Linked DNA regions of Mus musculus: region 2 is linked to region 1. The links are chromatin loops, found by intact Hi-C in ENCODE. Cell type or tissue: heart. All regions are shown on one strand. Each heading gives the region's core, and the rest is flanking DNA. Links, peaks and the distances in the headings are about the cores only.

What was found. Peaks named below come from ENCODE experiments on the same cell type or tissue, not always from the same donor. Only the 100,000 strongest peaks of a DNase experiment are listed, where the experiment ranks them.
Region 2: a loop joins it to region 1, with 2.2 times the contacts of the local background. A loop is called at or near these places in 7 of 42 quality-filtered maps.

The regions. Positions count from the first base shown.
Region 1 is chr4:141,311,772-141,319,771 of GRCm38, reverse strand. It overlaps Epha2 (Eph receptor A2), which reads right to left. Exons shown (of 17, transcript NM_010139.3): 4 at 3,030-3,185; 5 at 2,569-2,901; 6 at 1,175-1,290; 7 at 696-849. Among named protein-coding and RNA genes, the nearest start is that of Epha2, 15 kb to the right of the region's middle. In heart, for the core only: a CTCF peak has its summit at 4,079 (motif pointing right); DNase peaks (open chromatin) are centred at 2,941, 3,051, 3,651, 5,625 and 2 weaker places; H3K4me3 peaks cover 916 bases; H3K27ac peaks cover 4,250 bases.
Region 2 is chr4:141,355,135-141,370,854 of GRCm38, reverse strand. Fam131c (family with sequence similarity 131, member C) reads right to left here and starts at 2,663. Exons shown (of 7, transcript NM_001085513.2): 1 at 2,531-2,663. The coding sequence starts at 2,552. It also overlaps the pseudogene Gm13076. In heart, for the core only: CTCF peaks have their summits at 7,465 (motif pointing right) and 9,801 (motif pointing right); DNase peaks (open chromatin) are centred at 7,544 and 8,044; H3K27ac peaks cover 1,854 bases; H3K27me3 peaks cover 3,363 bases.

The DNA of each region.
Region 1 (8,000 bases), core at 1-8,000:
GCCACCTCTCCACATTCCCGCCTAAGGATATTAATTCCTGTTTCATAGCTAGGCAGAGAGGGAGGGGCCTTGCCAGTGGTCTATGGAGAATTAAGAACCCTTAGCTGTTTCATTTGCTTGTATTGTTGTATGAATTTCCTCATTTAAATATTTACTTATTTTGGTGTTTTTTGAGACAAGGTTTCTCTGTGTAGTTCTGCTTGCCCTCCAACTAACTCAAGAGATCACCCTCCTCTGCCACCCAAGAGCTGGCATCAAAGGCGTGCGTCACCACCAATTTTTGAAGCGGAATCTCATGTGACCGATGTAACTGGCCTCATCACGTAACCAAGGAAGACCTTAAACCTCGATCCTTCACAGGAACACACCAGGAGTTAGTCCATATGTTAGGGATTAAACCCAAGGCCTGGGGGATGCTAGGTAAGGTATTCAACCAATTGAGTCATACCCCAGCCCAACTTTCGAGCTTTCTAGGCAAGCCTTGAACTCAGGCATACCCACGTCAGAACTGCAGCTTCCCACACTTTCAACACTACCCAGAGCACACATCCCTGGTCCTCCATGTCCGTTTCAGTGCTCACTATACCCGAATATGGTTGCTCCGTGCCCTTGCTAAAAGGAAGGGCATTTCTAGACTCTTTGAACCCACTTCCTCCCCAACAATGTCCGACGTGGTTCAGGGTCCCCTGACTCACACAGTGTCTGGAACTCGTGCACTTTGCTGCCGGCTCCCTGGCCCTCCTGCGTCAGCGCCTGCACCTGCACCAGGTACGTGGTATCCGGAGCAAGGTCATCCAGGGTCACGGAGAAGCCTTCCGTGCGGCGCACATTATAGCTGTTGGCATCCCCCTGTGGGTGGTGGTGGGGAGAGAAGTTAAGAGCCAAGATCCTACCCAGAAAAATGGCTTCCTGTATTGTCCAACCAGGCAGACGCTCTTGGGAAACTGAGGTACAGGAGTACAGATTCACCAGAGGCCAGAGGGGGACTATACATCCCCAGGACTAGCTTAATTCCAAGAGCTCATTCTAACTGGCTCTGAGAACCCAAAATAGTCACCCCTATAAGCTTCTAGGAAACCCCAGGTCTCAGCTTCCCCAGACGCAGAAGGGAACCCTTCCAGATCGCTGTGCACTGAATATCTCCATGGCCTGTGCCAACCCCCATCGAGTTTACCTTCTTGCGGTAGGTGACTTCGTACTTCCACACACGGCTCTGCTGTGACACCGGGATGCTCCAGGTGACACTCAGGGAGGTGGTGCTTCGGTCCTCCAGCCTCACTTTGGGGGGCTCTGGGCAGAAGAGGGAGGGGAGAGGTGTGAGAAGCCATGCAGGGGTGAAGGATAGCGACAGAGTACCATGGCCCTCAGATCCTGCATGGGGTTCTTGGATGTCCTGTTATGGATGCTGCCCTGACAGCAGAAGCTAGCCCATCAGATGTCCTCTGGGGACATTCACTAACATATAAATAATAATAACTAAGTCACTAGCTGATTGCCACCGAGTTTTTCTGGAGATCAGGCAAGGTTTGAAAAGCCTTATATTGTATATTGTGTTTCTGTATTTGCATGTATGAATGCATTTGTATGGGCACACACACAAGTGCATGTTGGTATGCAAGCATGCGTGATAAAGACGGAAGTCGACATCAGGCGTCTTCCCAGTCATACTCTACTTTATCTTCTTGAGACAGAGACTCACTGAGCCTGGAGTTCTCTCATCCAGTCAGGCTCCCTGATCAGCTTCAGGGACCTGCCTGTCTCCACAAGCCCTGTGCTCAAATTGCAACCACACGCTGGTGTCTGCCTGGTACCACAGTGCTAAGGAGTCAAACCCAGGCCCCAAGCTCGTGCATGGAGCACTATACTGAGTGAGGTGTCTTTCCATTCTCTGGTAAAAATAAGTTTTCAAGAGCATCTCTACTTCTGAAAAAAAAAAGCATTTAAAAACTCTCCAGAAGTAACCTGAAGTCCCGGAGTTGAGTGAGTTGATCATACAGATCGCTCTGTGTGTGTGTGTGTGTGTGTGTGTGTGTGTGTGTGTGTGTGTGTGTGTGTGTGTGTATGCACATGTGTGTTGGAGCACGTGCATGTGGAGGTCAAATGCTGTCTTCTTCCACTGTCTCCACCTTGTATTCTGAGGTACAGTCTGTTAGTGAACCCAGACCTGGCTGTTTCAGCTGGGGAGTCCCTATCTCTATGGGTCTTAGGGATCCAAATTCAGCCAAGCCTATGTAGAAAGCACTGTAACACCTGAGCCATGTCCCGTTTTTCCTGTGCCTCCCAATGGCCTCGAACTCATTATGTAGCTAAGGATGTCCTTGAACTCCCGATCTCCCTGCCTCCACCTTCAGAACATGAGTGTTGTGATTATAGGCATGCGCTATCACACTCAGCAGGAGTCTTAACTATTTATCTCTGGCTAGCTTGGTGCTCACTACATAGACCAGGAAGGATGGAATTCTTAGCCACTTCCTGTTTCCTCTCTGCACACAGCTGAGTCCTGGGTACCCGTCCTCAAGTCTCACCCAGGCAGGTGCCCCTGGAGAGTCCTCACTACCCCTGGCTCACCTGTTTGGTTAATACTGACGCTGGCAGTCCGGAAGCTTCGGCTAGTCACCAGGCCTGAGACACCATTGCGTGCTTCGACAGCGAAGGTATAGTTCATGTGGGGCTCCAGGTCACTGACTGTCACACTCGTGCGGGTCAGGGCGTGAGGAGGTTCTGAATAGCGCACGCTCGCCTCACAGGGCCCACACTCGCCAGACTCTGGCCAGCACTGTTCGCAAGTGACACTGTAGACAATGTCCTGGCGGCCACCAGTGTCCTTGGGAGCTGTCCAACGCAGTTCTACTTTGGCACCCATGCCAATGGCCGTGAGGTAGTTGGGGGCAGAGGGTGGACCTGTCCAGAGAGTGGAGGTCAGTGGAGCTGCCCCTCCCTCCCTCCCTCCCCACCCACCCATCTCACCCCACCCCCCACCCCCACCCCCGCCTCAGTCACACCTCTCTCTGGATCTCTGTAAGACTCACGTGTGCAAGACATGGACAGTGGGTCCTCAGGTGCCCTGAAATAGCCTTCTTCACACTGGCAGGAGGTGGCACCCTCTGTGGATGGCAGGGTATGCTCTGGACACTCCAGGCAAGGGCTCTCAGATGCCTCAGACTTGAAGAATCCTGGAGAACAGGCTGAGAGGCACAAGGAGAGACAGGAGGTTAATTCTGTATGCCAGTCCCCAGCTGTGTTCTTGCTGATAGAACATCACACCCATGGCCAGTGTCTCCTAGACACCCTGTCTCAAGTGGCCCCAACTTCCCCAAACCCCGGCACATCGGATGCCAGCTGCCTTTTGCAGAAAATGTCACACCTTGAAGCATAGCACTGGAGAGCCACCGCTCACCTCCAGTACACACACCCCTTCCTGCAACCTGCTTTGTGCAGACTGGCCCAGCGGGATCTCAACAGATTCGAACTGACCAGGGTAGAGATTTTTATCTGTGTCTCCCCCACGCCTGACGAACCAGATGGCCTTCCCCAGCCAGGATGCCCCCCTGCCAAGGCCCCTCTACCCTAGGACTCCATCTCTTTCCTGTTCCGGGGCTGGTCTCCAAGAAGCAGGAAAGGTTGGGCCCAGCTCTTTCCCTGAACTCATTTCCAAAGCCAGGGTATTTCTCCTTTCAGAGAGCCGCCAGGAAGTAGCTCTTCCTCTTTTAGTGGTCCATCCTGGCCAGCTGGCTAGGGGGTCAGGCACCTGACGCTGGGGCTTCATCCTCCTACCACCTTACCCCGCTCCTCATCCCAAGCTCTTTCCTGGCCTACTAGGCAGGAAACTGCTCAGACAGGAGGCTCACCTCACGGGGCTGGCCAGGCCCTGGGTGGCTTTGGAAGAAGCTGCCCCCAGGTCTTGCAATGCCCCTTTCGCTTTTTCTGCAGAGAGGGTCCAGAGGCACCACTAACTCCCTGCACCAAATCCTCAGCCTAGCCCCATGTGGTTCATGGATGCTGAGGTGAATGCTAACACACTTGAGTACTGGCAAAAGTATATGGCATGTCCATATGAAGTGGCCGGCAGAGGGCAAAGAGGATGGCCAGGCCTCTGAGGAGCCAGAGAGGATACTTCAGCTGGGGTTTAAAGGCTGTGTAGACATTCAACAGGGCAAAGGTTTTAAGAGTAGGGAATTAAGGGTAAGAGCCTGTCACACAAAAGGTATGAGAAGTCTTCTAGGTACAAATAGAAGGAAGTGTCGCACGCAATAATGCAGCAGAGAGACCTTGAACACCAAGCAAAAGTCTAGATTCCATCCTGAGAGCCACAGGGTGCCCAACAGGTGCATCTCTATGTCTGATACAGAAAATGACAGTCACTCGGGCACCGTAAGGAAAAAGCCCTGGACAAAAGTTTCCAGACACGGGGCAGATCCTAATCTAGGGACAACCTCCCACCCCACCCCCTGGAAGCCAATTTCAAGTCCCCTGCCCTCATCGAGCCTCTGACCAAGCCAGGCTGGAGAGCAGAGCCCCTCTCTCCTTGGGAAATAGAATAGAGGTGAAAGGGAGATGGGGCTGAGGATGAGACGGGGCTCTGTCACGGGCTAGCCTGTGCCCTGCATTTGCTACAAGTCAGGCAGTCAATAATCCTGACTCTTTGTGGTCCCTTGAGTTAGCCCAGGCTGGCCAGCAGACACACACAGAGTGAACTTGGGTACCTATTTCGAGAAGGGGGGGGGGTTATTCAGAAGCAAACAGTAAGACAAAGGTACCCACCCCAGCCGGAATCAGTTAATCTGCACAAAGGTTGAATTCCTAAGCATGAAGCACCTACTGTGTGCAGGGTCAGAACTTCACATCTATTTAGTCCTCACGGCAATCCTTCACATGTGGGTGTGGCTAGTAGCATTAACCCTATTCTCTGCAGGTGAGAAGGCCGAGGTTCCGACAGGCCAATTTGTTCAAGGTCTCAAAGCCAAAAGGTAAACTGAGGATGTCCGAGGCATCTCTCCTGTCACCCACTCCCCTTGCTGTTCCCAGGAACACCTCAATTTGGAACAGCGTTCAATATTGGTGCAACATGAATCCTGCAGACCTACCTCACCAACCAGGAAGTCCAGACTGTAGCTAAAACAGCCTGGAGAGGAGCTCCCAGGTCACCAGGCCCACCCAGGGGGCTATGGAGTTAGCTACATACACCTCCCCCAGCTCCATGAGCCTTTCTAGCATCCTGCTGTGTGTCTCTGGCCTCACTCTCGTTACAGAGCTGTTACAAAACGAAAATATCTCTCTTCTTCGTCTAACTTTCACACAAAACTCAGACGCCAGAATGCCAGGCCCTGGCTTTCCCCTTCCCCTAGTGTTCTCTCTAAATCCAGCGGCACTTGGAGTAAGTGTTGGTTCACTGGGGACCAAGGTCAGGGAACTGGGAGATAGAGCCCCCAAGTCACAAGCACTTCATCTGAGCCCCAGTGCTCAGAGTGCAGAATGGGGGTCACAAAGGCCCGAGCCACCTGCCAACCCTCCCCTGCTCCCCACCATCTCACGCCAGGAGAGGAAGTGGGGGAAGAGATGGGTTCTATTCTTTGGCCCCAGAGCCTGGGGGTGGCCTGCCTGACGGCAGGAAAAAGGGAATTTGGAGAGATTTCCGCTGCGGATATGCCAGATAATGCAGGGGAGGCGGCGTCCACAGGGCATGCTCTTGCCTGCTGAAAACGTGCTGCCCCCTCCTCCTCCTCCAACCACATAGCTCTGGAGCACCCACAGGCCCTGCCTGCCAGAGTCTGCAAGTGTCTGAGAAGTCCCAGAACACGCCAGGAGGACCACCGAGGACCCTAAGAGTCGCCTAAATTTCCCCAGCATCTAGGGCAAGCAAGCAGCCATGGTCTCACACAACGTACCCACCACACCAAGTGCCCACCTTGCTAAGCTGCTCTATAACCTTCACTACCTGCTCGGTTGCAGGGCTCCTGGTGAGCCAATGGGGCGTCTATTACCCAGGTTCAAGTTTACCAAACAGAAACAAGCCCAACCTACGTGTCTGGCACAGCGCTGAGAACTGGGATGTGGTGGTGTGACTGAGAGATTAGCATCTTTTCAGCTCCAGGGGAATTCACAGCCTAGCTTTTATGCCTCATTTGAAATTATCTGTGCACATACGAGGATCGGCTCTGCTCCCCCTCTCCCTCCCTCCCTCTCTGAGACTGGCAGCTTAGAGAGAGCAGGAAGAGTCTGGTTTATCTGCCCCATGTGTGGCTCCGCACAGGACCTCATGTGAAGGAGGTCTCAACGCATCAGTCTTGAATAAATATGGAAATGTGAATGAAGAGATGAAGGAGTGAATGAATGAATGGATGGATGGATGGATGGATGGATGGATGAATGAATGAAGAGATGGAGAGAGTGAAGGAAGAAATGAAGGAGTGAATGAATGGATGAATGAATGAAGAGATGAAGGAGAGAGTGAATGGCAAACTCGCAGTGCACAAAGAAGCATGCCAAGGGCTGCAGAAGGGCCTCCCCAGGGACATCATCACTTGGGCACCCACCTGGCTGGCAGGAGAGCCTGGCTCGGGCACACTTGGGGCACCTGTGGAGTGTATCTTCTGGCCCCAATTGCCTGGCAGGCCTGGGCCACTCCAAGCAGAACTGGGGCACAGGCGCTGCAGCTAGGGCTGTACCCTGGTTTTTCCAGTTCCCGATGCCCGCCCCTCAGGTGGCAGTGCAGGTTGACTCAGGGACAGACGCCCTCTGTGTGGCGCTAATCCAGCTCCTATGGAGCCAGCCCCTCCCCAGGCCCAGCCACCTCCCAGGCTTTGGGTAGTAAGGTTGTGAGGTCAACAGGTCAGTTCTGGAGGCAATGGGCCTCCCCAACCAAGCCAGGAGCAGCTGGCAACCAGAACACCACCTCGCTAGCTGGGCCATGCACGTGGAGCCTGAACTTTGTATCCTGACAGTGAACAGCAACTGTGCGTTACTGACCCAGGGTGTAGAAAGTGGCCCCCAACAGGCTCTGTGGTGCCTACAGAAAAGGGGAGCCACATTCCCAGTTCTCAGGCCCCATCTCCTCTCCCATGTGCCCCGGGCGCTATCTGTGGGCATATCCGCCACCTAGCAGATAAGCTAAGCGCTCCCCTCCACCCACCCGACTCCCTCACCTCCACTCTTTATCTTGTTTGCTTTCTCTGCGGGCCTCCTTCCTTCCGCTCGGGGGACCCACTTACCTCCGGTAACTAGGGAGAGGCTGAGCCTGCTTGGTGTGGCTATTAGGGCACAGAGATCAGAGCACAAGGGTGAGGCTTGGGGATTGCCACCATGACCTTTACCCTTGAAATCCACAGAAATAAGATCCGGTATGACTATACCGGGGGAGGCATACCCCTGTGAGCCACTATCAACAGCACTTAGAGTCCCCCAGTCCCACCATGGTGCAATATCACGGCTGTGGGCCCTGGGCAGGGAGTCCCTTCTCACCATCTATCACATGTAACATTGAATGTAAATCACATGTAGTAGATCACATGTAAACCACATGTAAAAGCTCACACTGAGCTGATCGAGAAAGTGACAGCTTTTTGGATCTGATCATAAGGTGGCCATGTCCCTCAGAGCCATGCACACATAGCAAGGATAAAGCCCAAAGGGGCGTTACCATAGTTACACTGATCCACACAGGAGGGGATGGTCTACAGCCATCTCCTCTCTGGGCCTTGATCTCATTTGTAAAATGGGAGAGTCCTCACCCTCTCTGAGTGCTTTACAGACTATAGACAGATCTTGCCTGTGAAGTGTTTGCTCTGGTACCTAGAATGAAGTGTCCCTGCATATGAAAGGCTGTCATGAAACTGGAGCCAGCATAGACATCCTCCAGAGGCTGGCCTTCCAGCTGCTGGGCTGAGCCTCTGGCCTAGGCCGTCGGCCACCTGCTCACCTGGCCTCCATCTCCCTGGGCGGAGGTGAGGTGCCAGTCAGGGGTGGAGGGGCCTGCAGAAGCCAAGGCAGGCAGGAAGCAGAGA
Region 2 (15,720 bases), core at 3,575-11,574, 48 kb before region 1:
GCAGGGTGGATCTTTCAGGTATGGCCTGGACCTGGAAGAGGGGGACCTGCTAGACTCCATGGGACATTCGTGCAAAGTTCATGATCCCTGACCTCCACTCCAGGCTCTGTGCATGGCCCATGAAAACCCTTGGCAGGTGGGGACTGTGGTCAACAGTCTGAACTCCACAAGGGCTGGCTCCGTGGTGCTGAGGCTGAGGGCCTAGCTGTGGAGAACTCAGAGCCGGGTCCTTGCTCTTTCCCAGTTTATGGCCCTAGGCAAGGTCGCGTAGTCACTTGTAAAATGGGGCTGACCATAGTATTTGGATGCATTAGTTTCTGTGCCTACAGGGTTTTAGAGTAGAGCCCAGTGAGCCATAAAACCGTCCAAGTGACAGGCGAGCAGGTAACCTCTGCCCAGTGGGTCATCAGCTGGGTCTCTAGAAGGATGGCTGACCTCTGTCCACGTATCCACCAGATCTCTCGCTTCTAAGTTTGCTGGAGTGCACGTTGAGACCTCTCAGGACAGAGAAGTTAAGACAATGCAGCTTGATTTGGGGGTGTCACTCAGGAAGCCCAAGATGCAGGATGAAGAATGGAGACTGTCCCAGCCAGCGTGACCACAAACTGCCCTGGCAGAGGGGAGTACGGGAGGAGCACGGGACTTGGAGACCCCAGGCCACAGACTCAGTGTGACTTTGGCAGGCATCACTGCTGTCTGGCCTCTATACTGTTCTGGGTGGCTCCTGTGCTCACGGGCCAGTGCACTCCGGCATGGGTTGGCCAAGGGGTGGAGAAGGGACCTGGTCACTAAGGAAAAAATATCCAGATACCTCACACCCACAACTGCCTTCATGGAAGGCCATCCATGAGTCGTTGGGGCTTCTGGGGACAGCTCAGACTCTGAGAGTAGACCTAAAAGACCCTTCAGGGCTTTCCACTCTGAGAACTGTCCCATTGGCCAGATGCCAGGCTGGGTTCCTCAGGTCTCAACAGACCAGGAGCCATACTGGATTTTCCCAGCTGCTTCTAACGTGGTGCCTGACACTCAGGAAGTACCTCGTCACCCCCAATCAACTTGAACCAACTTCATACAGCCTGACCATGCTCCTCCTGTCCCTCCTGCTGTCACCTTCCGGGGACCCCCTGAGTCACTTCCCTCAACACTCCCCCGGGAACCTGAGGAAGCCCTCAAAGTCCAGAGAATGGGAGAGGGCTGCTTCCAACATTCCAACACCCCCTCCTGGGGTGTCCCCAGGGGGCCTGCCAGCCCACTCTAAGGCCATTTTACCTTTCTCTGTCTGGGTAAATTACCAGTGACCAATACAATGTCAGTCTTGCAAGACCTTGGGGCTGAGGTGAGTAGACTTGACCTCTGTACACTCTCACTCCTGGCCCCGCCCCCTGCTCCCACAGTGGGTAAGACTCCCAAGTGGGACAATGGCCCAACCTCTTTTTTTTTTTTTTTTTTTTTTTTGGTTTTTTGAGACAGGGTTTCTCTGTATAGCCCTGGCTGTCTTGGAACTCACTTTGTAGACCAGGCTGACCTCGAACTTAGAAATCCACCTGCCACTGCCTCCCAAGTGCTGGGATTAAAGGCGTGCACCACCACTCCCGGCATGACCCAACCTCTTTTGAGGTGTTTGCTTTTTTTTTGACACAGGCTCTCATGTAGCCCAGGTTGGCCTCAAATTCTCTATGCTGTGGATGCTGGCCTTGAGCTCTTGATCTTCCACTTTCTGAGTGCAGGCATGTCCCCATACTCCGCAACCTCTCCTAAAATATTACTCCAAATACAAATATTCCCTCCCCACAGCATCTATGAAAGATCCTATGCACACACACACACACCCATTTACAGACAGTGCTCTCCCCAAACCCCACAGATGAGGGACAGTCACTCCAGTTCTCTGGAATCACCTTGGAATGGCCAAGGTGCCAGGTGAGAGACAAAGGCCCAGGGGTTACTGGGAGCATCAGCTGTCCTCTGTCCTCTCCTGTCCCCTGAGCAGGGGTGGGGGTGGGGATGGAGTTAGGGATGAGGGTGGGGAAGAGGGAGCCTTGATAACCTGTTCATCCCTACTGACCCCTTCCTGCGTGGGGTGGGGGTAGGGTTCTGGGGCTAAAGACACAGGCACCCTGAGAGGAGAAATGGGATCCTGGCTTAAAAAGGCCTGCCGGCATCTTGAGCGGGAGCGAGGTCTTCCTGGAGCTCAGTGGCCCATAAGAGGACCAGAAAAAATAGGAAGGCTCCCTCCCCTCTCAGGCACACTGCAGGAGGCGTGTAGCTGCGGGGAAGAAAGCATGGCACCGGACCTTGCTTCATGCCACCTGCCGGGTGCCGAGTGGGGCGTGGGGTGCGGAGACCTCCGTCCCCTCTGCGCGCTGCTCGCCCCCCTCCCGAGCTCTGTCCCCGTGGGGCGCACCGTGTCCTCTGGGGCGCGGCTGATCCATGAAGGGCGGACACCCACCCTGGCTTCCCTGAGCGGAGCGCTGGTGCCCCCCCCCCCGCCCCCCGCTTCTCGCTGCGTCCCGGGCCGCCCTGTCCTCACCTCGCGACACACAGGATCCCATCACGGGGCGGCGGGGCTGGGCCACTGCGCCTGGGGTGCGGTGGGCGGCCGCGCGCTCATGTCTCCGTGGGCCGGGGCTGCGCGGCTCGCCCTCCTCTCGCTCCTAGTCCCCGCTGCCGCGTCCGGATCGCCTCGCGCCGCGCCCGCAGCTGCCAAGGCCGGGCGACACCGCGGCGGGCGGGGACCCGGGGAGCGCGGAGGGGGCGGGGCTGGGGTGCGCCCCGCCCCCTCTGTGCCAGTGTACCTGTTGTCGCTAACCAAAGTAAGGCAAACCAAAGTAACAGGACTCGGCCCTGTAAGGAAGACTTCTAGTTTCAAATCTGAGTAGCGCCTGCTTTCTGGAGCTCAAGGTCAGGGGAAAGGGCTGGGAAGGGGAATTCTGCAAAGATGAGCCTCATCCCACTGTGCACAATGAGCAAGATCGAGCTTTGTTTTGTTTTATTTTATTTTGTTTTATTTTATTTTATTGGCTTTTCGAGACAGGATTTCTCTGAATAGCCCTGGCTGTCCTGGAACTCAGTTTGTAGACCAGGCTGGCCTCGAGCTCAGAAGTATGCGTGCCTCTGCCTCCCAAGTGCTGGGATTAAAGGCGTGCACCACCACTGTCTGGCCCTGAGCTTTATTTTTAGTGTGTGTGTGAGAGAGAGAGAGAGGGATCAAAGTACACTTGGGGTGGCGGGTGGGGGGGGACGGGACTCTATTCTTTCTTTCCACTATGTGGGTCTCAGGGATCAAACTTGGTAACCAGACTTCCTGGTAAGTACCTTTAACCTGCCGAGCCATCTCGCCAGCCTCCAGGTCAGGGGTTTTTGATAGTCACCTGCTTATGGGAGGATGCTGGTCCAGGGAGGGAGTTCTGAGGGAGGACCAAGACACTGCATTAGTGGCCTCCTGGCTAGATAAGCGGTCTCATGCAAGAAGGTAGGCTACCTCCCAGGGCTCCTCTGGAGCAAGGAAGTATAGGCAAACCCTACCTAGGAACTTCTGTCATGGAATAGTGGAGGCTAATTGCTGGCACTTGTATGGCTGTTAGCGTGTGTGTGTGTGTGTGTGTGTGTGTGTGTGTGTGTGTGTGTGTGTGTTCCTCTTCTCACACATATGCACTGTGTGCATTCACATGCACTCATTTAGGATCCTGGAGAGAGTGGTCAGATGTGCTGTGACAAACCTTGCCAGGCCTGAAGCACCCTGTATCTGAGGTAAATGTCACCTCACCCCATCCTTGGACATTCCTGTTTCCAGACAGAGGAGTCAATGGGTCTGTTTACCAGCCCTGTATCACTAGAGACAGCCCTGGGGGATGAATATGGCTTAGAGCAAGGGTTTGAAGACCCTGTGCAGAGCAGAAGCCAGGCCTGCTGGGGCTGCCCAGGGCTGGGGACTCGAGCTATTGAGTAAAGTCAGAGTGGAGGTGGCCCCATGCTGTCTCTGGTGCTTTAAGACCTAGGTGTAAATGGAGACCTGGCTCATATAGACAGTGTTACTTAAACCCACAACTGAATCTGAAAGGAAAACACATGAATATCACTGCTCCATACACAACACAGGACAACAGGGGGCATGCATCACAGATAGCCCCGAGACCGGTGACTTACAGTGCACAGGAGCAGGGATGCCACCACTTGGGAGGTAGAATCAGGGTGGTCAGAAGTTCAAGGTCATCTTTGGTTACGTAGTGAGTTCAAGGTCAGCCTGGGTTACATGAGACCCTGCCTCAAAAAAGATAAGGGGGAAGAATATAAAGTATATGTAAGGATGTGCCTGGATTATGCGGAAATACCGTACCATTCTAACAAAGGGCTGGAACCCCTGGTGGCCGATAGCTCAAGGACTCCAAGGGTCGGCTGTTGTGACTTCAGCCTCCTATATCCACAGAGGCAACTAAAGACCAGCAGTCATGTGAAGTGCTGAGTACATGCAAGCATAAACCACACTTGAAAGTCTGTCTTCCAGTGTCCCATCCTGCCTGCTCTGGGCCCAGGTACTCTGCTCTCTAAGCCTGGCCTAGCTGAGGTGGCTGTGAGGGGACCGTCCTTTATCATAAGGACACCCAGGTGGCTCACTTGGTGTCAGGGTTGCTCCCACCCCTGTGTGGAGAAGGAAAGACAGATCTGCCTATGGCCAGGCTCTGGTCCTGTCCTGTGCATGAGACCTGGTACCAAGCAGGCAGATGTGTCTGCCCTTCTGACTGGATGTGGCTTGGAGGCACGGCTCTGACTCACCACGATGTAAGAGCGGGAGCTGGTCACAGCTGCTGATGTTCCTGCTGGCAGCCTAACAGCCTAGGGGCTGGGGTGGAGGTGAAGGAACAGGACCCGTGAGGAGCAGAGAGACAGGGCAGTTCCCGGGTAGGAGGTGCCTGGGATGGGGAAATGTGCATTGAATGAGCAGAAGGGTCATCTGTGTTCCCCGTGTGGCCAACTCAGGGACACAGGTCGGGGATGGGGTGGGTGCTTCTGCCCATCCCATGTATTTACACTGTTTAGCCTCCCGCTGATTCTATCTTGTCACTCTACAGCACTGGTACCGTCCTGAGAGACCAGGCCATACTGGGGGAAGGCGGGTGGTGGCTCTTCCTTGCATTCCCACATTCACCTTCCCAATCCTTGGAATTCTGCTGAAGCAGACGATGTGCTGACAGGTCCAAGATGTGTGGCTGCCCTCCCCGGGACAACGGTCTGTCCTTTCCCAGTTCACCCCACAGCCCATCTGCCCTGTGACCATCCTCTGACCTCCTCGGGTGTCCTCCCGACACACCCACTCATGGGAGAGAGGGGAAGAAACCTGGGAGCACCGTGCCTGGGGGTGCCCGTCACCCCTCATGTTCTTTTCTCCTGGCACAAGCTTGAGAACCCAGGCAGAGCCCCGTCTAGTGGCTGTCCATCAATGGGCAGACATCTGCAGCTCTGAGAGCCCGCCCTGCTGTGGGTATTGAAGCATGGAGAAGGGACATTACAGGGATGGATGGGAGAAAGATTAATCTGCAGGAGTCATTCCAGTGGTGAATCAGACCCGTGCCTGCCTGGCAGTCCCAGGGTCAGTGGGAACACGGTGGAGAGAGCCATGTGTGAGCTGAGCTCAGGGTCAGGACGGAGAGTGCTGCCCCTATTGCCAATAAAGCCTGCGAGGTGACAGCTCCTGCCAAGGGCCAAGGGGACATGGGGATAGCAAGTCTACAGTGATCCTGAAACCAGACATTGAAGGTTGGGTTGAGTGCTGGCAGCTAGAACTGGTGGGTGACTCTCTGTACACAGAGGATTGAAAACAGGGATACACTTGGGGACACTCTGGGCACATGTGACACCAGGGGAGCAGTAGGAGAGGTTGAGGTTGTAGACCCTCCCCCCCCCCGGACATTCTAGAGGATTCTCTATTAAGCACAATAGCAGCCATCCTCATCTGCTCGTATGTGCCCTGCTCGAAAGAGGCCATTGGCTTGCTGACCACTGATACTCCCTCGAGCAAGTGGATGGGAAGACCATGGGATCCTTGTCTGGGATTCCAGACGCTCCTCTCAACTCTCTGAGTGTAATTCTGCTCTCAGGGGTGGCTAGAATATATACACTCGGGAAAGTCGATTGAAGGGGGTTGCATCCATATGGCTATGGAGAAGCCGTCATCAGTCCTGGATGAAGTAGCTGCTGTATACTTTGGGACCCTCCCCCCTCGGTCTCCTGCAGGTAACTCCTCACCCACACTCTGTAAGCAAGCTCAATAAATTCATTGGCTCCCCGGGGCGGACTGTGGTGGAATCATACTGGAGTTTGCCATGAGACCTTGCGAGGAGTCTCTCCAAGAGAGGCAAAACCTGATAACAGGAACAGAAGAGGGCCTGGCAGAACTGAGTGGGCGTCCGTCTGGTAGCTGGGAGGACCCTTAGTAGGTGCTCAGTTAATAGGTGGTGACGGTCCCAGGTGTCAGGTCTAGAAGATGGATCATGGCCGAGACACCGTCGGGCTGCCCCTCACCAGCGGGCACTTGCTGAGCCCTGGTGTGTCCAGCAAGGGCTGTATGGTGTAGAGACTCCACCCTGCACACTAGAGCCTACAATGTCAGTGGAGGAATTCAATGCTGAGGTTTCTCAAGCAGTGATCAGGGTCCACTTGGAACCACATAGGGCAGGTGAAGCCCTTGTGAAATGGAGAAAGGACCTGGCCTAGTCTGGGGCTTGGGAGGCATATTCTGGGAGCAATGAGGGTGGAGCCAGCTGCCCAAGAATATATGAGACTCAGAAGGGCAGAGAGAGAGAGAGAGAGAGAGAGAGAGAGAGAGAGAGAGAGAGAGAGAGAGAGAGAGAGAGAGAGAGAGAGAGAGAGGAGTCTGCCAGTGGCCAGTTGTCCTGGGGGTGGGAGGGAGGAGAGACCCAGGAGATTGAAGAGAAGGCAAAAATCTTGGGTGGGTTCCAGCAATCAGAGCTTGAAGCCCTTCCAGAAAGATCTAGAAATAAGGCAATGTGCCTGCCGCCCTTGGAATATGTCCATTCTTGCCTGGATTGGGGCTCCCAACTGGACTCATAGGTCAGACGTCTCCCTGACCCCAGAACAACAGGTGAACTAGGATGGGGGGATGGGCATGCACACGCTCAGTCTGATGGGGGAGGCAGAGTCCTGAGGGATCTCTGATCGAGGCAGTGATAGCCACTGTCCATGCTCAGCCCTGGGATGGCAGCAAGAGAGAGTAAATACTTCAGGGAGTAAATAGTACTGTGGAGTAAAGAGGGCTATTAAGTTCATTTCTTAAATGCCTAGTGTAGGCCTAGTCAATGGTGGCTGCTTCCCAACAGGACCCCTTTCTCAGAGACCAGAAATTGGTGTTGTAACTCTAGTTCTAAAGATCTCTGCAGGCAGAGGAGCCCCTGCCGGAACCAAGGACTAAGTTGTCTTGAGCTGTACATGTCATACAACAAGTGACCACCAGGGGGCAGCCTGAGACGGCATCATTCTAAATCCTTTTCAGGTTGCTTTTTGCCCTTGGCCAATTGACACAGAAAGTACCACGCTGGCAACAGTGACCCAGCCAGGGCTCAAGGTTGTGCACACTGTGATCTGAACTTGGTACCCTGTGACGGGGAGGGACTGAAACATTGTCCCAGCCTCTGGTCACTGGCCCCGAGGTTTACCACGATTGTCTGCATGTGTCAACTCTCCTGAGCCACAACTCTAAGGCTGCATCCCTCCCCGCAGAAGGGGACCCTGTTCTAACAAAACATCTCTATATAGAATACGTCCCCTTCGGTCTGAGATCTGCATAGCCCTGAGCCCACTGTGCAGATGTGGAGACTGAGAACCAAGAGACCCCAGGATGCAGTGCGCACACGGGGTGGGGGTGGGGTGGCTGCATGTGGCTAGGTCCACCTTTTGGAGACCTACCTGGCTGGGCGGCCCAGGGGCTAGAGGAGGAGCCTGGAAAAGTCATGACCTCAGAAAGCCACACTCAGCTACTCAGGGGCAGGGGACTTCCAGTGAGAGTCTGATGTCAGAATCCTCACATATCCGGGTAGGCTAAGCAGAACAAGAGGTTCCCAGTATGGCAGAGGGCCAGCAGAAACCCCTCAGGAGCTGACTGCTGGACCCTGTCCTGAGCACTGGGGACATTGATATGAGGTTAGCCAGCCTAGAAGCTCACAAGTGCCATGACACCTGGTCGTGAGGATAGTCCTTACCATTAAGGAGCTCTGCTGGGCCAGATGGGACCTTGGTGACAATTCAGGCATTTGGGTTAATATCAGCATGGTGCCCCGGATGATGGCATCAGCCCATTGAACCCTCCAGTAGCCCAAGAGGTGAGCCCACGCCATGGTCACGTTAGAAACACACACCACTCAGTGATACCTCAGCCCAGTTCCCCTTTGTCATAACCTGTGAGATGACTCCAAACCCAGACACTCCTGGGACCAGCACTGCTCTCTCTATTCCATCTCTGGATATTTATGCAAGCCGTACACACTCCCACCCCGACCCCCATTCCCACCCCCACCCCACCCCACCCCGCTCCCTCCACCAGGCCACACCATGCATGCCTGTGCCTTGCATCCTGCCCCTTCACCTTTATCTTCATTCTCCAAACTTCCTGTAAGATGCTCACCACCCACACAACGGGATGTGGAAGAGAGGGTACAGGCGGGAGGGAGCCAGCAGTCCTGGAGATGGAAAGCCGGTGTTAGTAAACAACGGCTCACAGCCTGTTTCTATAAATAAAGTTTTATTTAAACACATTCACGCTTATTCATACACCTATTTTCTATAGCTGTTGTGCTTTATAATAGTGGAGGTGTGGCAGACGCGGCAACCCTCAAAGCTGAGAATGGAAATGTTTGCCAGTATCTGGCCGAGGGGATACCAGGCTCAGAAGCACCAGGAGGGGCATAGCAGAGGGGTGGGAATTGAGATTGTGGCTCAGACTGGCTGATTTTTTTTTTCTCATCCCCCTCCCCCCATCCCCACCCCAGGTGCCTGAGCAGGAGATGTTAAAAACACAATAGCTCGTCCTCTCTGAAAGTCAGGCTGGGTCTGGATTCTCCTCAGCAGCTGCTGATCATACCAGGCTGGCGGAGAGTCCTGCTAGCGTCTGCTCTTCGGGAGTTGAATGGGAACTAGATAGATGGACGGGGACTCTCTTCTCTGGGAGCTCACAGGACACTATGGGAAGATGTCCAAGCTGAAACCCAGATCAGAAGTCACGGCCAGTGGGATCTGCCCTTCCGCTCCTCCTCATGTGGTTTCCAGCCACTCAAGAACCATCCCCCAGTTGTCCTGGGGAGGGAGGGACACCTTGTCTATACAGGTTAGCAGAGACCTGTGATGTTTGATGAACTAGCCAAGCCCTTGGTCCATGTCTGCAGGCAAAGCTCAAATTGTCGTGGGAAAGCCCCCGATGGTATTTAGGACAATGGGTTCTAGCCCAAGACTTATTCGGACAAGTCTGTCCCTGCTGGGCCTCGGTGTGGTCGTCAGGAACCGGGGGGGGGGGGTGGGGGGGACTGGGGAAACACACCTGGAAGACCCTCCGGCTGCACACGCTAAGGCTCGCCTTTTCTCTTTTCAGGCCTCAGTTTGTCTCTGTAAAATGGGGACATGAATGATGGCCCTCCCACACTCTTGCAGCTGGTCCCAGTCCAGGGAGATCACAGATGGGAAAGCGCTTTGAGCTCCGTGGAAGAAAGGAATTCTATAAACCTAGGGGGTTATTATGCTGCGGATCTGGGAGCAAGCATGGGCTCGTACCCAGAGGTCTACAGAAGTTTAGTCTGGCCGGTAGAGGGCGCTATAGAGAAGCTGAGTCTTGAATTGGAATCCATTTGGTCCATGAGAGTTCAGCATAGACATCAGGTCTGTACTGGGGAGGATGGGGGACATGGCTGTGAATAAAAGGGGACCCACAATGCTTCGGTATAGTGGTGGGGCCTGGTCAGGGTAAGAACATGAAGCAAACTCATCTTAACACAGTGAGTTGGGAGCTAGGACGGGCACTAGACAGGCACAAGGACTCTCCTGCCTGGAAAGTTGAGCCTATGGAAAGTTGAGGAGAGATGTCAAGGCTGAGGCCTAGGTCAGAGCTTCAGGCTCCAGACTGTCTGTCCAAGAGAGCATGGAGAAGTGACACCTTCAAGTCCAGGATTAGACTGTGCTATCCGGGGGCAAGTTCCTTGTTTCTCAAGATGTCTAATCCTCCCCATAAAAGGAGACACATCATGACCAGAGGCTGCTATAGATCGACTGACCAATCCCTGAGTGACAGCTTTTAAATAGGGCTAGACCGTTGCAAACCCCATGCTGCCATCATGGGTTACTTAATGGTTAAATGCTGGTAGTAGGCTCTGCCCATTCTCCCTTCCCAGCCCTGGAGATATCCAGAGCCCCTGGGAAGTGTTATCTCCGCACAGGTGTGGGAGGGGCCAGCAAAGGGATCCCTGTGGGCCTTATCGGGTCCCCAGGACCCGGATGAAAGCTGATGGCTGTTCCCAGACAGTAGTTATCAGGATCATGTACTGGGAAGACCTTTCCTACTGATCTTGTACCCTACCCGGGTTGGTCTGGAGTGGCAGGGATCATGTCGAAGACAGAGTACAGAGCGGCAGGGGCTGAGGTTTGGAGAGGAGGAATGCCCAAGCTGATGGGAATGGGGAAGAAAGGGATTTGAAAGAAGACAGGAAGCAGCCAGTCTTCCCCAGCCCACTCTCCAGCATCCTCCTCCCATCTGAGACCCTCTCTGAACCGCAGTCTGCTTCTCTGTGAGACGGAAAAGTCGCCCCTTGGCTTCCAAGATTCCGTAAGATGGTCCTGCATCTCCAAAGAGTTCAAATGACCCCCTAGCAATCTAGGGTGAGGCCCCTCAGCTCACAAAGGCCTAGAGCTGGCTCTGTGCCTGCAGCCACCATTTCTTTTGTGTAGAAGACGAGTTTATGAAGAAAACTCCCAAAACAAACAGACCCCAGCTGGCCTCCCCTACCCAGCCTTGCCCTGCCCAGCCCTGCCCACTCCTGTCTTCCCAGCCCTGGATAGAGACAGGTTGGGAGGGGAGCCAGAGCCCTGGGAACCTGTTTTCCCAGCACAGGTGTGGGAGGGGGGTAGTAAGAGGTCAGGGTGGGCCTTGTGGGGACCCCAGACATGGAAGAGAATGATAGCTTTTCCAAGTAGCTGAGACAGTGGGCATGCAAGCAAAACACTCATGAACATAAAACAAATTAATTAATAAAAAATTAATTACAATTCTTGAGGGGTGTGGTATCAGCAATCCCAACACTTCTGAGGCAGGATTACTGCAAAGCCAAGGCCAGTCTGCTACACACAGAGTTCTAGGCCAGTCAAGGCTTCATAGTAAGACCCTGGCTCAGTAAATAAATAAGTAAGCAAACAGACAACTGCTCTGGTGGCAGCTGGGTTGTGGCTAGGGGCCCATGTGCTGCCAAGCATTTGCCAGGATCTGGTTTTTATCTTCATCCTTGAAGGAAAAACCACAGGACTCTGTACCCACAAAATCAGAGCACCCCGAGAGCTCAGGCTCAGGCTGGGAAAGACGATTCTCCCGGGGAGGACTGCAGACGGATAAACCGAGGATCTGAGGGGCGGGGCTGGAATTTTAAGTGGCGTTCTATGTCTGGAGATGTGTAGGGAGAGGAAGAAAAGAGGGTCTGTAGGGGTCCCCTGCCTGGGTCCGGTTCCTCTTGGGACCTGGAGTTTCATAGGCATTGCAGGGCCTTGCTGGGTCAGGGCAGGTCAGGAACTGAGCTGGAGCAAGGAAGGGTCCTGGAAGGTTTGCATGACAGGTCAGGCTCATAACAAAGTGCCTGAAGAAGAGAGAGCTGTGTTTCTGGGGGTAGACATGTTCTCCTTCTCTACCCTGGGGAGTCTCAGGACGGTCAGCCTCTCAGCATCTTCCTAGCTGTAGCTGGAAGGCCTGCAGGGCTCCAGAGATAGTCCTGTTTTGGAGACCCTGTTGTGAGTCAAAACTTTCGAAACACAGGTCTGCTCACCCCAGACAGGGAACCCATGGCAGATTAAGTTACAAAGAAGCCCCAAAGGCCCGCTCGGTGAGCCAGTGGGTTTTATTGGGATTTCCTACAGGGATATATAGGTGAGGGGTTACATAGAGGCGCAGAAATGACTCAAAGACAGCTCAGTCACCGAAGCCCACCCCAGTATGAGTGACAGCTAACAAACTGGGAACCTGGAACACACTCTACTGCCTGCAGGCAGCTCAACAAGTTGGAGTGTCCTTTCCAGATGTCTCTGTTGGTCTAAATGAACCTTCTGAGTAGCTGGTCTGGTCTCAGGGTCTTCTTTGCAGCTCAGCTAAGCTGTTTGTTTGTTTGTTTGTTTTTGAGACAGGGTTTCTCTGTATAGCCTTGGCTGTCCTGGAACTCACTTTGTAGACCAGGCTGGCCTCGAACTCAGAAATCTGCCTCTGCCTCTCCAGTGCTGGGATTAAAGGCGTGTGCCACCACTGCCCGGCCCAAGGCAACTCTTAACTCTTAAGGACAACATTTAATTAGGGCTGGTTTACAGGTTCAGAGGTTCAGTCCATTATCATCAAGGCAGCAAACATGTCAGCATCCAGGCAGGCATGGGACTCGAGGAACTGAAAGTTCTACATCTAGTTCCAAAGGCAAAGAGATGATTGGCTCCCAAGTGTCCAGGAAGAGGGTCTCAAAGCTCACCCTCACAGTTACACACTTCCTCCAACAGGGCCACACCTCCTCAAACAAGGCCACACCTCCTCTAATAAGGCCACACCTCCTCTATCAAGGCCACACCTCCCCTAACAAGGCCACACCTCCTCTATCAAGGCCACACCTCCTCTAACAAGACAATATCTTCTAATAGTGCCAAGCACACCTCCCTGGGTCAAGCATATTCAAACCACCACATTCACCCTCTGTCCCTCTGGGACAGATAAATCTTTGTGTGGAGAACTTGGTCTTGGGGTCCTGAGCTGTACTGACTCCCTCAAAGTCAGTGCTCTTAATCACTGAGCCATCTCTCTTCAGCTCCCAATTGAAGTCCATTTTCAACTCTTGGACCCTCTCCTTCCTCCACCACCCATCCTTGTCAGCCCCTGCCCCAACTGCTCTGTGCCACCAGTGGGGGGCAGGAGCTCTCTGACCCAACTGTATCTCACACCACTTCCTCCTGTGTGACCCCAGCCCAGGGCGGGGTGGGGGATGGGGCTACAGAGCAGAGGAAACACCTTTCTGTGTAAGAGACACAAGAAGCTCAGAGATGTTGAACTAAAAGGGAGAGTCAGGTTAGGGACATAGCTCAGTTGGTGGAGCAATTGCACAGCACGTAGAAGGCCCTGGGTTCAATCCCCAGCAGACACACATGCATTCCTGGAATCCTTAGTGCCTAGGAGGAGGACATAAAACGATCAGAAGTTGAGGCTGGAGAGATGATAGCTCAGAGGTTAAGAGCACCGGCTGACCTTCCAAAGGTCCTGAGTTCAATTCCCAGCACCCACATGGCAGCTCACAACCATCTGTCACGGAATCCGATGCCCTCTTCTGGTGTGCAAATGTACATGCAGACAACACACCGAAACACATAAATAGATAAATCTTAGAAAAAAAAAAGATTAGAAGTTTAAGGTTATCCTTGACAACACAGCCAGTTTGGGCCTCTCCTGGGGTGCTTTAGATCTCGATAGGCAGCTGGCGTGCGTCCTCTTCCGACCCGGCCTGGAAGGGTGATGTGGCTGGAGCAACACCGGCCTCACTATGTCTGCCATTTTAAATTTTCAGAGGCTGCTGACTGTAATCCTGCTGCTTGTATCCAATCCCTGGCACCCAGCATCCTGGACAGAAATAAAACTGGACAATTGGGAATATTTTTGGAAGTGTGCCCGAATTGGTGAACGCAAGAGTCCTTATGTCGCCGTATGCTGTGTAGTGGTGGCCCTCAGCATCCTCTTCACACAGTAGCTTTGGGAACGGCCAGTGTTCGATGGCCATCACTGTCAGCATGTGCTTGCCATCAGACTGTAAGCAAGGCCTTGCCTCCAGGAAATAATGGGAAGAGTGGCTAAGGCATTTGTCTCTGAACATGGAATGAGGTAAATTTCGAGTTGCTGTTCTGTATTTTAATGCTATCGGACCAATGAGCTGTGTGAATAATTAAGATGTAACAGTTTAATACACAGGAATGCGATTGCAGCCATCAACCTCAGTTCTCTCGCTCCAGTATTACACTCTGCAAAAGTCATTGTGTTCTGTCAGGACTGCTTTTCCTAAGGTTCTCCAGGCAGGAAACAGAAACCCAATGGCGAACTCCACAGGCTCCTTTGACCAGGGCTTCAAAATAATAACTTCACAGAAAGAAACCTTCTAGCGACTGGCCTATTTTTATTGAGAAAAAAAAAATTGTTCTTTTTTTTTTTTTGGAGACAGGGTTTCTCTGTGTAGCTCTGGCTGTCCTGGAACTCACTCTGTAGACCAGGCTGGCCTCGAACTCAGAAATCCGCCTGCCTCTGCCTCCCGAGTGCTGGGATTAAAGGCGTGCACCACCACGCCCGGCTGAGACTCACTTTTTTTCTTCTCGCTCTGGCCCCTCTCACTCCGGCCCCAAGATTTATTTATTTATTATCTGTAAGTACACTGTAGCTGTCTTCAGCCACACCAGAAGAAGGCATCAGGTCTCATTACAGATGGTTGTGAGCCACCATGTGGTTGCTGGGATTTGAACTCAGGACCTTCCTAAGAGCAGTCGGCGCTCTTAACAGCTGAGCCATCTCTCCAGCCCTGTTGTTGCTGCTCTTATGGATTGCATTCATATTTAAACCCTTTGGGTTGCTAACCAGAGTACCTCTCTCGATTCTTGGCAAATTCTGTAGTTTATTACAGGTGTTTAAAATATTTTAAACAGGGGGCTGGAGAGATGGCTCAGCAGTTAAGAGCGCCGACTGCTCTTCTGAAGGTCATGAGTTCAAATCCCAGCAACCACATGATGGCTCACAACCATCCATAATGAGATCTGATGCCCTCTTCTCGGGTGTCTGAAGACAGCTACAGTGTGCTTACATATAATAAATAAACAAATCTTTTTAAAAAATATTTTAAACAAAACTCTGTATTTCTTTAATTAGCATAAGAGTTGGGCTTCTAGTGACAAAGATACAGTGGCCACCCTATCTATGATGGAGAGTATCTCGGAACGAAAAGCTGGAAGGAGAACGGTGAGAGAATAAGCATCGTACATTTTCCGTTCTCTGTAGTGTTAAGTCTTTCAAAGAGCATGTCCATCGCAGTTACCCGAATGTGTTCTTTGTGGTACTTTTCATGCAGCACTTTAAATCTAGTTTATGTTCTGTCAGGTTGAACTGAAATCTCTTTTGTAGTTTTGTAGGTAATAAACATATCTCCTATCTGCTTAGTCTGGGTACTGTGCTCTAAGTATATTTCAGCTTTGACACAGAATGGGAATGGCCTCTAATGAAGCATACATATCAAAGAATAAAAAACCAGATAGTAAAAAAAAAAAAAAAAGGGGGGGGTGCTGGTGAGATGGCTCAGTGGGTACCCGACTGCTCTTCCGAAGGTCCGGAGTTCAAATCCCAGCAACCACATGGTGGCTCACAACCATCTATAACAAAATCTGACGCCCTCTTCTGGAGTGTCTGAAGACAGCTACAGTGTACTTACATATAATAAATAAATAAATCTTTAAAAAAAAACAAGA